2 separate regions of the Mus musculus genome follow, and region 2 is linked to region 1. A link is a loop called in an ENCODE intact Hi-C map of the cell type or tissue named here. Cell type or tissue: heart. All regions are shown on one strand.

Region 1 (8,000 bases):
ACATCCAAGGCCGGGTGTGGCGGCGTACTCCTTTAATCCCAGCACTCGGAGACAGAGGCAGGCAGATTTCTGAGTTCGAGGCCAGCCTGGTCTACAAAGTGAGTTCCAGGACAGCCAGAGCTATACAGAGAAACCCTGTCTTGAACCCCCCCCCCCAAAAAATATAACATCCAGGAAGCACACACTCGACAAAAAAAAAGTATTAACCTTAGATCTGCCTGTTTACTTTAACAAGTGATCATGCTGTTTTCTCACAGTTGTGACTTCTTAGAACTTTTGTGTATCATACTTCTGAAGAAGACAGTGATAAACATAAAAACTACAAAGAGCCTCAAAGAATCGGGTCTTTTGTGTGTCAAAGGGCCCAAGGTTTTCTAATGAAGTTGCATGTTTCTTTTGCTCTAGGTTTTGAGCATGATCTGAGAGGTTGTGTTTATTTGTACATGTGTGTGCACACATGCATGCGGATGTACCTGCTTGGGTATGAACATGCGTGTGGAAACCAGTGGCTGATATTAGGTGTTTATGTCTGTTGTTTTCCACCCTACTTTCTTTTAAAAGATTGATTTATTTTTATTTATATGTATGTTTTGTCTGCATGTTCATAAGTACACTAGACACACACTTGGTGCCTATAGAGTCAACAAAAGGGTGCTGGACCCCCTGAATCTCGAGTTATAGAGACAGTGGTAAGCTGCCATGTGGACACTGGGAAGTAAACAAAGGTCCTTTTTGAGACATGGTTTCTCACTGAACTTGGAATTTATTCACTCAACTAGAATGAAGGGCTAAAGCTTGGCATTGCAGAGCACACATTTAATTCCACATTGGAGACTCAAAGGCAGGCAGAGCTTTGTGAGTTCAAGACCAGTCTAGACTACTTGGGAGTATTCTAGGCCATCTGGGGCTACATGGTAAGATCCTGTCTCAAGAAGAAGGAGGAGGAGGAGGAGGAGAAGAAGAAGAGAAAAAGAAGAAAAGGAAGAAAAAGAAGGGGAGAAATGGAGAGAGCCTCTCTGTTTTGACTGTGAGAAAACCAAGGTCTATGAGACCTTTCTCAGATTCTTGTGGCATCCGGGATCCTATTTTTTCGATACTGATTTTTATTTCTAGCTGAATAGTCCATTAAGTAGAACTAGCACAGTTCTTTGAAGGAACAAAAAAGGTGTCTGGTGAAATTGAATATGTAATCCTTTACATCATCCCATTTCTCCAAAGTTTCACAATGAGCAGTGTATTAAAACGGGCAAAGGAGAAGAATAACGTAAGAGTTCACAATGGGCAGACAAATGCGTGCTCCCATTGGACTGGACCCGCTGACTTCACCTTTCAGGGAGGGTTGAGCCAGCTGATAGATGGCCTTTACATCCTGTTCTGATTCACTAACCAGACTCTGGGACAATCAGGAGTCAGCACTAAGTGTTTGGTTTCAGGTCAGAGCTGCATCTGTTCCTGAGTACCCTAGTCCTTTCTAGGATTGAGGTTGAAAATAAATGCCTGCCTATATTTCTTGAATTAACCCACAGAGACCAATTAAACTCACATCTTCAGGGATTGAGGCACGCCGCCACGAGAACTGATGGAAATCATGCTGGGTTAATTAGAATATGCAGGTACAGTGGAGGGTGACTTTAATAGTGGCAAGTTGCCATTATCATAAGGAAGCAAGCAGTTTTCACTTCTAGGTCTCCCGTCTAAGTTGGTGGCACCTAGGTTTCTACTTCTCCTCACCTAAAAACACACAGTTTTAAGCGTGGAAGCAGATTTCGTCTACAGAAGGATGCAGTGCCCACTTTTGAATCTTCTCTAAAGATGTTGATTGTGATAGGAGCACTAGTTGAGATATTCCAGAACATCACAAAACCAGCATTGTATTTAGCCCACATTTTGTTCTGATATTTGGAAGGAAGGGGGAAACACAGGAGTTCTCAAATGTGATCTTCCTGTGCTGAATCATGTTTCGTGGGGTGAAGCACCACTGGGCGCTGTAAGGTGTTCAGAATCACGCAAGACTTTCACTTGCTTGACACCGGTGGCACTCCCCTTTCCATTGTGACAACCAAATCCAGACAAAAGAACATCACGGTGTCCCAGACATTTCTTTCAAAGGGAGAGGTAGCAAGAGACAAAAGTAGGCAAACAATAATCCCGGAGGTTAATCCATTAGAGTCAAAACCGCTGTCAAGAGAAGTAAAATTTCCAGTCTAGTCACCCTTGACAGCTGCTTCCTCTTGAAAAGCTTTTCTTTCTCGTCATGACTGTCACCGGTTTTAAGGAATGCAACTGTCTGTAACTCAAGAAAACTGGGGTGTCAAGTTAGGAGTTGTTTAGATCTCTGGGTATGGCCCGGGAAGAAGACAGGAAGATAAGTGGAATTACCACAAGCTTTAGGTTTTGTAATCTCTCACGACCTCTTTTTCACTCCCTCTCACTTGCCCTGTTTTTTGATGCCAGGCTTGTGTGCGGTTCAGACGAATCCAGCTTTAGTCCATTCCGTGATTAATCCCTTTAGGAAAGATGACTAAAATCAATCTGGGTATAATATCCCGCCAAGGTGAATAGAGTCTTGGGACTCTGTGAAGACAGTGCCTTTTCAGTTCGGACGGTCTCTGTCTTGGGCTACTAGAATTTTGAATAGAAAAATCTAACACAATCTTTAAAACAATTATCCAGAACAGCTACAATGAAACGAAATGTGGAAATGTGGGGGTGATAGAGGCACTTTGGGAAGTCACCTGGTCCAAACGTGGTTAAAGCCCTAAATTTAATCATGGTTGGAGAATCCATGATTATTATTGTGAACTTACAAACTGCTACCTAGTGTTTGAGGTGGACAACTTGGACTTTGGCTGTGTACCCCGTGATGCTCAAATCCAGTCTTCCACTTAGCAGCTTTCTATGCACAGAGTACTGATATTTCTGCTACTAATGTTGTTCACCTGTGAAGCATGTCTCTCATTGGGATACTGTAGAGATCTAATGTCTCTCACTATTTGAAGAAATTCAAATGAGCTTTGAAACTGTAAAAAAATATTAACATATGGGCTGGAGAGATGGTTCAGCATTTAAGAGCACTGACTGCTCTTCTGAAGGTCCTGAGTTCAAATTCCAGCAACCACATGGTGGCTCACAACCATCTGAAATGAGATCTGACGCCCTCTTCTGGTGTGTCTGAAGACAGCTATAATAAATAATAATAGATACAATAATAAATAAATCTTTGGTTTGAGCAAGCAGGGCAGACCAGAGTGAGCAGAGGTCCCGAATTTAATTCGCAGCAACCATATGATGGCTCACCCATCTGAACAGCTACAATGTACTCACATACATAAAAATAAATAAATCTTTAAAAAATATTAACATATAACTTGGTTTTGAATATCTTAAAGCTTTAGGAATTAAAAAAATAAAAACTACCTTTTCTCAAGTAACTTAGAGGAATCTCCTGGCTTTCAGTAAGATCTTCAACAGGCATGATAAAAAAGGACTATTCCACAGTGATTTGTTTGTTTCTTGGGGGTGTCATTCTACCTACACCTTTGTTCTGTGTTAACTACATCAATCTGCTCACCATCTAAGCTCCCTAAGGAACGTTGGCGTCTACCTGGGCCTTGCATGAGCTTGGAACTCACTAATTTCCTCTCCTTTCCAGGATGAGCATCATAGACAAGCCCAACAACACAGAAGGGAAGGTTTTAGAAAAGAGAGTGGGAATTCAATTCTGAATCTACGTAAATAAATCCTTGTAAACATGATTTTATATGTTTTTGCCTTATAAAGTCAACATGTCACTATTTACAGATACTGGAAAAACTTTTGGTTTTTCATGCTTAAACATTTCTCTATGTACAGGTTTGTAGCTTGTTGCCTTAAAAAGCAATGTGTCATTGCTGGGCGTGGTGGCACACTCCTTTAATCCCAGTACTCGGGAGGCAGAGGAAGACGGATTTCTGAGTTCGAGGCCAGCCTGGTCTACAAAGTGAGTTCCAGGACAGCCAGGGCTATACAGAGAAACCCTGTCTAGAAAAACAAACCAAAAAAAAAAAAAAAAAAAAAAAAAAAACCCTCAAAAAAACAAAACAAAACAAAACAACAACAAAAAAGGCAATGTGTCTTTGAAGCAAAATGTCTTTAAAAAGCAAAATGTCTCCTTGACACATTATCTTAGAGTCATTATCTAAAGTCATGCAATGACTAAGTACAAAAAAGCAATAATTTAAACAAATCCAACTCAATATAATTTTATCATGTCTCTAAAATTCAAATCTAATACTTAGTTTTAAGATATTTAACTCTGATTTTTATGCTAGTTTTGTTTTAAGGCAGTTTTGATTTTCTACTTATAAAGCTTTCAGATTCCCTCATTGAGAGCAAAGGGTCTCATATAGGAGGACATTCAAAGATGATTGACGGATCAGGCAAACCTTAGCAGGGCCCTTGACATTCCAGGAATAGTCTACCCGGAATCCCAGTAGCCAAAATTCCCAAGGCTGCCATGCTTGGGATTTTTGGATCCTAGATATCTACTGAGTCACCGTTCATCCACATCAGATACATCACAAATGGCAATGCCTACTTGCATGTACCAGATTTTTGTCTTTGAACTGATGTCATTCCAACTGGAAGGCCAAAGAACAGCTTTGAAGTAGGGATCTGAGGTTTAAGCTATAGCTGTTATGTTCTGGATAGCCATATGACACATTGAACTTGGACCTTAGCATCAGACCAGGTAGGGTAGAGAGTAGGCCATAAATGTTGCTTACAAACAGTGGGGTTCATTATTATTAATATCTATAAAGAAAAAGAGGCCTCTGCAAAACACGAGGCCAGTGCTTTTAGATACAAAGAGAACCATTTTCCTGTTCCTGTTGTAGGAAAAGGTTTAAACCTGTGGATGGTGACACCATTATAGTCAAATTCAAATTTCAGGAAAGAGGGATATGACTCCAGGAATCTCGTCCCACCCATGACTGACTGGTGAGAGGCTTACATAGACCTATTGCAGGCAGCCATAGCTGCTGTGAGCATAAGACTGTATTGGCTAGGCTAAGCTCAGGACACAGCCTTTTCCCATGTCTTCAGGCTCTCACACACTTCCTGTCCCACCTCCCACATGGCACTGAGCCTTTGAAGTCCGCTACCAGTATTCCCCTTAGGGCTAAACATTAACTACTCCTTATTCCAAATCTTGAGCTTTTTGCTCTTGATTTAATTTAGAACAGTAATTTGAAGATATGAATGGAATTTTATTTCTGTCTTGGGAACACTGCAGCTCTAAAATTAAAACAGATACTAAAAATTAATTAAAAGTGTCTTCTATTGGACTTTAAACAGCACAAAATTAGGATTTGAATCGCATGCAGTTTCATTTGAAGAACGATTAAAAACAAAGAACACGTGATCTTGAAATTTCTCGCTGCTTCTGCCTGCTGTTATGATAAAATGAAGGAAAGAGTGGAGAATAATTTAGTGTCATTTAGACACACAAAATTTCGTGTGCTCGTGGTGTGTGATTGGCACACTTACATCAAAACATTTCTTACTGTGTCGAGGGACTGTTTTGGAAATATTATAAGAAAAATATCAGTCAAGTACCTATGAACACTGAGCATCTATGATTACTCATGTTCTTCCAAACTCATAGAACACTTCCCTGTGCATTTGGTTTGATGATTTTCTTCCTCCTTCTGTTGCTATTTATGCCATCCTAGATCCCATAGACATTTTGGGAGAATGATATCTACTCCAACCACGTATAACGCCCATCATACCTACACTAGAAATTAATAAGTGGGAATGACAACCTGATCTTCATATCAGTTTTCCAGAATTATCACCCACCAATAAACTCACACTATCAGGACACAGATCTTGGAAACCAAATTCTGTGTATGTGGAAGTCCAAAAGAATGACATACAGTCTTGCCCCAGGAGGGCGAACGTGTGACTTCAAAGCCACCAACGGAGCTTTTGCTTTATCTGGGATCAAGGATCCTGTATGGATAAAAGGCAAAGGAAGTCATTCACCTTGAACAAAAATATTTTCCTAAAATAGAGTCTTGCTATCTAAAGCTTCTTTAATTCCTTGGGTTTTGCCCTATGAAATCATTTTCCTTGAAGTTAAATCATTTCAAATCCCATAATAACAATTTGAGGGAGAGCTAGATTGCCATAGAAAACATAAGAGTATGGTGGAGTTCTAAGTCTAGCATTAAGGAGATTTGACCTGGTTAGGAAATCCATTCATGAAAGCAGTGTGGTTAGAGTTGGTGGGGAGCCATCCTGCTGAAGGAGCTAAGAGCACACAGGGAGAGCAGTTTTCTACAGCTCTGTGCTGCTGTAACTGGGGGACCAGCAGCTATCATACCTGGTTTACTTTAGCTGAAGCACGCTTTTCACATGTGCAAATCTCATGTTTCTGCTTGTATGTTTGTCTTTAGGAAGGAAAGCAGAGTCTGTGGGAGGAAGTATCAAAACTGGTCTACACACGCGTTCCTCAGTGGGGGAGAACCCTGTAATATAACAGAGTGGGACTCAGTTGCTGATTTATGTAATGTCTACAGAATTTCTTACTGCCCTGACCTTCTCTCATTCTTTGCCTCAGACTCCACAGCTCTAACAGGGATTGTGGTTTCTGTGAAGAAAAAAAAAAAAAAGATTAAAAAATGTAAATATATCTACAAATGTAAAACTTCAGAATTTCAAAATGTGATAAGATATTTTGTCACCCTATAGGTTTGATTTGATTTATTTAAAAGCTTCACCATTCTCTTGATAGTAGCTGACAGATCCATTCCTATTCCCATATGCTTTCTGCTATTTTAAAAGAAACAGTACACAATTGCCTCAGAGAAGCACCATGTGTTTCCCAAGTGTAGATCTGAAAACTATCCATCTGGCCACGCTGGCGTCTTTCTGAATTGTATGTGACTGAAAAAAAAATGTCTTCAACATTTTGAGACTCTTTGGCTAGATAAAGATGAGAATAAGACGACTTCCCTCCTGCCAGTTCCAGAAAATCAAATCTGGTCCTATAGCTTAGAGTTCATCGCCCACCTACCACTTGGGAGCTCCCCAGTCACCTGCCAGGGCACACCACACCCCTAGTGAATTCCTGGGCAGTGCAGTCTCTATGTCTGGCACTAGACTCTGTTTATACTGGTTTGATTAAAGCAGTGTTTTAAGGTTGGCTCTCCTATGATCTGTGAGATCCTAAGATGGAGACAAATGACCCACAATGCAATTCAGCTCTGCAAAGTGTTACGCAGTGTTAGAGAGACTAACCCAGGAGCAGCAGAGATATTCCCAGTTAAGAAGAGAGAGGATTTACTCTGTCGTCTCAGTGGGAAGATAGAAACTGAACAATCAAGATGCAAAGATGATGCCGGTGAGGAGAGAAGATAGCAGTGTCTGAAAACTCACGCAGACAAAACCAAGTTTGGAAATACAAAGTGCCTTAAATATTGGTCTTATAGAACATAAATATTCAAAATCATTTTCTAGATTTTTGAAATTATTATTCAAATGTCTTTAGAACTTCAAAAACACATTTATTTATTTATTTATTCATTCATTCATTCATTCATTCATTCATTCATGTGTTGGCATGAATGTGCTAGGGGGAGCATGTGTATGTATGAGGCAAACTTGTGGGAGTTGGCTTTCTCCATTTACCATGTTGGATACAGGCCATCAAGCTTGGCAGTGAGTGCCTTTACCCACTGAGCTATCTTGTCATCTTGCTGGCCCCAACATGTACATTCTTATGAGAATAATACTCACTTATGAGAGAGTAATTCTTAAATTATGGGCTAGGTACAATGCTATGGATCTCTCCCTCCCCAACTTCTCTCAGCTACCATTTATTATCGCTATACAGTCATCTATCCTTCTATACCTTCTTTGTTATTATTTTTTTACAGCAAAATGTTACTTGAATTAATCCTATAAATAAAAGCTTTTTCTCCCCTCAAAATTTTTTTGGAAATAGATAATAACAT
Region 2 (8,000 bases), 130 kb after region 1:
CAGTGCAGTATGTAAAGGCTCCTGCCATCAAGGCCGGAGATCTGAGTTCAATCTCTAAAACCCACATGCTAGACCGAACTGATGCTCACCCGGCCTCTGACCTCGGGCATGCGCATCATCGGCTGTCTCTGCATCCTTTTTCTGTCTCTTTGTTTCTTTCACGTGTGTACACATATTACCCCAAATAAACAAGTCAATGTAAAAAAGTTAAATAAAATATGTCACATCAATATTAAATCAGTGTGTTAGTACAGACCCTGAGATATGCATACATTTTTTAACCAAATAATATATGAAATACACATGGATTCAAACAGACAGCAACCAGGAAGCTAACCCAAGACCAATAGGGCAACATATATAGTTTTAGAAAAGCTTTGTATCTTAAAGGTTTAGTTTTAAAAATAGAATGAAGTACTGGTTGCAATGGCCCTTTGAAAACAAAATGCAGAGTTTGGAATTAAGAACTCCTTCACATGAACTCAGGATCTGGGGAGTCGGTTCAACAACAAAACAGTAAATTAGAAAAACCCATTGGAAAGCAAAAACAACTACGGAGTTACAGTTCCTGTTTTACAGTTGTTGGTTTCCATAAAACACTGAGGGGGAAGAAAAGCCAGCCAGAATCTGCAGCAGAGGTCAGCTTTCATCTAAGCATAAAAACAATCAGACACACGTGCCTTTTACCTGGTCTGAGAAGCCCTGGGGGGATGAAAAAATGTGTAGCCAAATTCGAGAGTGCCCACCAGGGAAGACCACATTCTTCATGCAGGTCTCCGGCCACCTGAGGTACAGAACTGGAAAAGAACGAGCTCGCTCTTCAATAACAAACAAAAGTCCAGCCATGCCATTCTGTGAGAAGGGGAGTGGGAGCCCAAAGGTTGAGTTAGACCTCGCTGCTTTTAGCATATTAGATATTTAAATTACCAGTCAGAGAAGGAACAGGATGAGAGAGAGAGAGAGAGAGAGAGAGAGAGAGAGAGAGAGAGATTGTTTGTTGTAGTGGGAAGGGAAAGATTGGCTCACAGCCAAGTGGATTAAGTTGTAAAGTTGTTCTGATAGATCTATAGAAAACTCTGGAGAAACAAACAAAAAAAAAAAAATAGAAAGAAAAGAAAAAAGAAAAAAATACAACACATAGATCATTTCTGGAAATCACATGGGCATCAAGTCATAAAGGAAATGCCAATTTTCCTCAGAAAATGTGTGTCATAAAAACTTTTCTCAGCTGGGTATGGTGGTACCTGTCTTGGTTCTAGTACTCAGGAGGCTGGTCTGTGTGGGCCAGCCTGGTCTCTCTAGCAAATTTCAGGCAAGAGAGAGCTATGTAGTAAGACCCTGTCTTAAACACACACACACTCACACACACACAGAACCATAAAACAAAAACCAAATACTGTTCTCTAATGATAATACATAAGTTCAAGAAAAATACAATTTTTGAAAGTTTTGTGAAATTCTGAAACTGATACAAATCAAATAGTTTATATAAATACTATAATGCTAAGAACACTACTCTTTCTTGTTGTGTTTTTCTGGGTTATTTTGTGTATGTGCATGCATGTGTGCGTCTGTTCATGAAAGAGAGAAAGAGAGAGGGGCAGAGAAAGGGAAAGAGACAGAGGGAGACAGAGGCAGCCTGGGAGTGTGTGTGTGTTTCTTTGAGACAGGGTCTTAGTACTGCAGATTGGCCTCAAACTTGCTATGTCGTCCTAGCTGGTCATAAACTCCTGGTATCCCTGTCTCCACCTTCTGAGCACTGGATTACAGCATGAGTCACCAAACCAGAGGCATGCCCTTATGTGTGTTTCTTTGGGGTTCTGTCGCAGCTTCTAAAAGCTCTATACATACAAATAGGGATTTCTAGACTAAAGGCCAGTGTTAGAGAGAATACTAAATTTCAGCTTCCTAAAGTGGTTGGACCAATTTATACTCATTGGCAATACTAAATGTAGCATTATTTATAGCTATTATTCCTCAAATAATTATAAAGTATGGCATGAAATATAAAGAAAGTTAAAATTAGGCTGTTTTCAAATGGCACCATTAAAGAAGGCTTACTGAAGTGAAAGCACTGATTCTGGGCCTTGGTATAAGAGATTATTCCAAAGCTCTAGGAAGAACTTTCTTACAGAGGGAAAATAATGTTCAAAGACCTCATTCAAAAAGTAAGAGCAGGTGCTGTAACTAACATGCCTTCAACAAAATAGACTCAGAGCTATTTTATTAAGATAAAATTATCTTATGATAATTTTAGCAGCGTTATTTCTACTGTTCTACAAAAGTTGTGTGTGTAGATAAAATTATGGTCTTTAGATGTGTGCAACCATTTAATCGTTTGTAATATTTAAAATACCTGAAAAGTATAAATCTGAACTTCAAGGAAAAAATGTCTAATACCTCTCCTATAATACTTAAGGTTCTTCAAGTGAAGAAGAGATAGCTTCAATAGAATGGCCAACACTGGAGGCCTGCCTTCCTTTCTTTTCCCTTTCTTTTCCCTTTCTTTCTTCCTTCCTTTCTTTCTCTCTTTCTTTCTTTCTTTCTTTCTTTCTTTCTTTCTTTCTTTCTTTCTTTCTTTCTTCCTTCCTTCCTTCCTTCCTCCCTTTCTCTCTCTCTCTCTCTCTCTCTCTCTCTCTCTCTCTTTCCTTCTGATACAAGAATAAAAAAATATTTATTTATCAAATCCAATTGTAGCTCCTTACATGCCAGTTAACATGAGGCTCACTGTGAGTCCATTTCATGTGTGAATTGGATTTATCAAAACATTCCTAGAAATATTCTTACACAATGAAGCATTTATCTGTAACCTCTCAACCTTCCTAGTCTCCTAGTTGCTTTGATGGCATTCACCGAAGCGTCTCACTTCATCTGCATTTAAATTCTAAATTCAAATCTCCACAGAACTTTTCTATTGTTATTTGAACCTCAAAAGTAAAGAAATAACAAGCAAATAAAAGATTTTAAAAACCCATGAGATTTCAGGCCAGCACTACCATATCTCCATTTTCTAGACAAAGAGGTGCCACCTAACCTCACTAAACTTCAAATTTCTCACCTGCAGATCAGGATGTATTGCAGACCCCAACACCTTTTCTCATCTTCTCACATAAAATGAAATAATAAAATAGTGATTGGAAGAGGTGAAAGACTAGAATATACCATAAAAAGCTATTTTTGTTTCATCATAAAATGCAATGTATCTGTACCTTATATTGCAGGACTTGTGCACATAGTCAATTTCAAACTTTGCTTCCTTCTCAACTGTAATGATTTGGGAGCAGAAAAACACTGAACCTAACACCTCAGAGGGTTGCTTTGTTTTGTTTTGTTTTAATCTCTTAGGTTATTTCGGCCTTCTCTAGCAAGGACTCCATTGAAGTAGAAACTCCCCTAGAAATGGGAACAAAACACCCATGGAAGGAGTTACAAAGACAAAGTTTGGAGCTGAGACGAAAGGATGGACCATCTAGAGACTGCCATATCCGGGGATCCATCCCATAATCAGCTCCCAAACGCTGACACCATTGCATATACTAGCAAGATTTTGCTGAAAGGACCCAGATATAGCTGTCTCTTGTGAGACAATGCCGGGGCCTAGCAAACACAGAAGTGGATGCTCACAGTCAGCTAATGGATGGATCACAGGGCCCCCAATGGAGGAGCTAGAGAAAGTACCCAAGGAGCTAAAGGGTCTGCAACCCTATAGGTGGAACAACATTATGAACTAACCAGTACCCCGGAGCTCTGGACTCTAGCTGCATATGTATCAAAAGATGGCCTAGTCGGCCATCACTGGAAAGAGAGGCCCATTGGACTTGCAAACTTTATATGCCCCAGTACAGGGGAATGCCAGGGCCAAAAAGTGGGAGTGGGTGGGTAGGGGAGTGGGGGGGAGGGTATGGGGGACTTTTCGGATAGCATTGGAAATTTAAATGAGGAAAATACCTAATAAAAAAATATTTAAAAAAAAGAAAGAAAGAAACTCCCCACCTGACTGTCTCACCGGAGTCCCAGCTCCCTAAGTGAGGTAAGTATAAGAAGGATCTTGTCTATTCAGGCAACATCATAGCCAGTCTCCTGGAGTTAAAGCAGTCCCCCACTTCTCTTTGGACTAGCCCTCAACTAAAGGGAACACACTTTACCTGTCTCTGTATTGATCTCTATCCTTTCGGCACCTGTTTGTGACTTTAAGTAGCTGATGTCCCCCTGGTCTCTCACAGTCCAGCCATGATCCAGGCCTTCGTACACTGCATCTCAGCTACATGTCATCTCTCACTTTCTGTATGTCTTCTACAAGATAGGGGATGGCAAAAGACCTTTCCTATTTCTCTTTCCCTCTTTTAGATGTTATTTACTTTTAAATGTAGGGATATTTTGGTTGCATGTGTAAATATGTACCATGTGAGTGTGGTGTCCATAGGGGCAAGAAGAGGGCATGGGACCCTGCAGAATCAGAATGGCCGACAGTGGTGAGCCATCAGGTAGGTGCCCTCTAGAAGAATAGCCAGTGCTGTTCCATCCCTCCAAAGCCCTCTCTCTTTTTTTTCTTTTCTTTTATTGGATATTTTCTTTATTTACGTTTCAAATGTAATCCCCTTTCCTGGTTTCCCCTCTGGAAATCCCCTATCCCATCCTCCCTCTCCCTGCTTCTGTGAGGGTGCTCCACCACCCACCCACCCACTCCCGCCTCCCTGCCCTGGCATTCCCCTACACTGGGGCATCAAGCTTTCTCAGGACCAAGGGCCTCCCCTCCCATTGATGCCTGACAAGGCCATCCTCGCTACATATGCGGCTGGAGCCATGCGTCCCTCCATGTGTACACTTTGGTTGGCGGTTTAGTTCCTGGGAGCTCTGGTGGGTCTGGTTAGTTCACATTGTTGTTCTTCCTATGGAGTTGCAAACCCCTTCAGCTTCTTCAGTTCTTTCTAACTCCTCCATGTGGTCCCCGTGCTCAGTTCAATGATTGGCTGTGAGCATCCGCATCTGTATTTGTCAGGCTCTGGCAGTCTTCTTTCTTAGGCTCCTAACTGGAATTACTGTGAACTGTTCCCCATGGTATTCACTTTGCTTCTTGATACCTTCTATGAATAAAGGGAAATATATTTGTATGTCTCATCACCATTCCAGTCTCCTATAAGTCTGACCACACAATACCCAAGAGACAATGAGTGCTACTTATTTTTGTATTAACAGCACATAGTCAAATGTTGGCTTGACGTTGACCCTCAGTGGAAGTTGACTGAGTAAGTAAACAATTGAACTCTCTGAATTTCTAAGTTGAAGAAAATGAATTGCAATGCTTTATCCATATTAAACAGTCAGAGGTTTAGTTGGGAGCATGTGAAGAGCCTTGTTACAGCATCATACCTTAAATGGATGGCATTATAACTCATAGTGATACACTAGGAAGAGAAGCAAGAAGACAAAGGAATTAAACCTCTGTCAGTGAAGAGTCAAATTCATGAAAGACATCCAAAGACAATTGTTTATAATTAAGTACAGCTATTTTTTCCTTTTTATATACTATAAAATCATTAATCCTAAAATGTCTACATGGGAATAAAAAAAAAAGTTTTATTTCCACCACAATCAACTATTTATTGAGCTGAAATGTTTATAGACATTTTCCCCTACAGAAATGGAAAATTAGAGTTAGGCCATCTTGATAATAACATGTAAAAGTATCAGAAGAAATGAAAGCATGTTCACCTGAGGTGGTCACAGCTATAATCCAAGCACTATGTAGGTAGAGAGAGGACAGTTTCCAGGTCAATGTGGAGTACAGAGGAAGTTCAAGGTCAGCTTTACATAGAGAGAGCCAGTCACAAAAAAAGGGCTTCTGATGTAGCGCAGTGGTTGGATGCTTGCTTAGCCTGAACACGGTCCTGGGTTTGATCCTTCACACTGCAAAAAAACCAAACCAAAACAAAATCAGAGGTTTTCTAAAGCTCTTGCCATCCTGCTTCAACGATATAAAATTGGTTGTTTGTCAAAACTAATAAATAACTGAGGTTAACTGATCCGTTTAAAAAATGACCCACATTCAGAAATCCTACAGCTACAGAGAAACAACAGCTAAGGTTTTTAAGTTTATTTTTTACTCTTTGATAATTCTTTATGTATATTTTGATCATATTCATTCCCCTCCCCAGCTCCTCCCATGCCCTCCCTGCCTCCTGACTCACCTAACTTCTTGTGCTTTCTCCCCCGACCCTCACCATAAATACAAAATAAAACCCATGGAGTCCAGGTTGTGTTGGCTGGCTACTGTCACGAGAGAGGGGTTTGTCCAGAGTGTGGCCATCCTGTGGAAGACAGTTCACTGTCTGTCTCCCAGCAGCAGGAAACGGGATGTCGTGCCTACCCTCCTGTGTGCCGAGATTATGTCTAGCTTGAGTTTGTGCGGGTCTTGTGCATGCTACCACAGTCTCTGTGAGGTCATACGTGCATCTGCTCTGCTATGTCTGGAAGACATTCTTTCTTTGAAACCATCCATTGCTTCTGATTCTTACAATCTTTCTGCCTCCTCTTCTATGTAGACACGTTAGCTTCGAAATGAGGGATATAATATAAACATGTCACGTAGGATTCAGGGTCTCAAGGTCTCCTTTTCTCTGAGTGTTGATGAGCTGTGGGTTTCAGTGTTGACTGACGTCTACCACAAGAAGCCTCTGTGCAGGAGGAGCATCACACTGATCTAAAGTTCTGCTTCCAACTCCAGGTTCAGATTCCAAGTCTCAGATTGTCGTGGTGGGTGGGGCAGCTCCAGCTAAGAATTCTAAATCACAGCACACTCGATGGAAACAAACAAATAAAAAAAATTGAAGAACTATGGTTTACAAGTTTGGAAAGTTATTTTCATGTGTGTGTGTCTGTTTGTCTGTCTATAGGGTACATGCAGGCTGAGGCAGATCTACCTGGAGCTGGATTAAGCTGTAGGATTTGGCTGCTGGGAACCGTTCATGGATCCTCTGCAAGAGCAGCTTGTGCTTGCACCCATGGGGCCACCTCTCTAGCTCAGGAGAAGCCGTTTTAATGACCATTGGCAACATTAGTCTCAGGACACACACCGTGGAGAGAGGTGGAAATTTGGATCTGTTTGGCTATGTTTCTAAAGTGGATTTAAACAACCCTGCTTTGGGACATTGTGTTCTGTTACAGATCAAGGCATCAGACAGAATATTAGAGGAGCAAGCACATGCTAAGAATTAGGGTCCTTTTGCAGATGGTAAGCAAGACATCCACCATCCCCTCTGTGTTCCCAGCTGAACATCTTTTCATATGATTATCTTTCTGGGGAGGGGACTCTGAGACAAGTAACTTTGCTCCCAACGTTTCTGAGTTCTTATCCTTTAAACCAGTCCCAAGTAGGAACACTTAAGCACTAAGGCAATTACGGTGATGTCCTGAGGTATCAAAATCTGTTCCCAGAACCACCTTCCTGTGCAGATAGTAACAGCTATGGTGAGTGACACAGTAGGTGTGTGTGTGTGTGTGTGTGTGTGTGTGTGTGCGTGTGTGCGTGCATGTGCCTGTGCATGCGTGTGTCCTGTCAGGAAGGGAAAAACACTTGTAAAAGTCTTCCAAACTGAAAAAGGATCTGTGAATAGGCCTTTATGTAGGATATTTATGGGGATTTTGGTTTGTTTTCTGATTCTGTTTCAACTTTTAAGGAGTACCGTTAATGTGATTAATTAGCAAGAATTTATTGACTTGAAAAATCTCGACAGCCAACTATATATGATTTTTTTTAAATGTATTTTTTCAGGTGAAACTATAAACTGGAGGGCTAATTAAGACCTGCTGTTTCCTGAGACCTGGTGTGCACTGCGTCAGGAAGGAGAGGCTCAGGCAGTTTTACCTGAGGAGTCCCATGTAATCTTTTGAGAAAACCCCAATGTTCGATCCGTTCCCTCCAACACAGTCTCTACTTAAGACCCTCAGTGGATATAGACTTAAGTCTACCATAATCGTGAAGGGCAGCTGTGGAACTGGCT

Evidence for each region. Peaks named below come from ENCODE experiments on the same cell type or tissue, not always from the same donor. Only the 100,000 strongest peaks of a DNase experiment are listed, where the experiment ranks them.
Region 2: a loop joins it to region 1, with 2.1 times the contacts of the local background. A loop is called at or near these places in 4 of 42 quality-filtered maps.

The regions. Positions count from the first base shown.
Region 1 is chr14:105,720,159-105,728,158 of GRCm38, reverse strand. The region is part of intron 1 of Gm35967 (a long non-coding RNA gene); the gene reads left to right. Among named protein-coding and RNA genes, the nearest start is that of Gm35967, 4.2 kb to the left of the region's middle. In heart, no CTCF peak of the experiment used is centred here; no DNase peak of the experiment used is centred here.
Region 2 is chr14:105,591,488-105,599,487 of GRCm38, reverse strand. It overlaps 9330188P03Rik (RIKEN cDNA 9330188P03 gene), which reads right to left. Exons shown (of 3, transcript NR_102319.1): 2 at 6,189-6,796; 3 at 5,559-5,907. Among named protein-coding and RNA genes, the nearest start is that of 9330188P03Rik, 5.9 kb to the right of the region's middle. In heart, no CTCF peak of the experiment used is centred here; no DNase peak of the experiment used is centred here.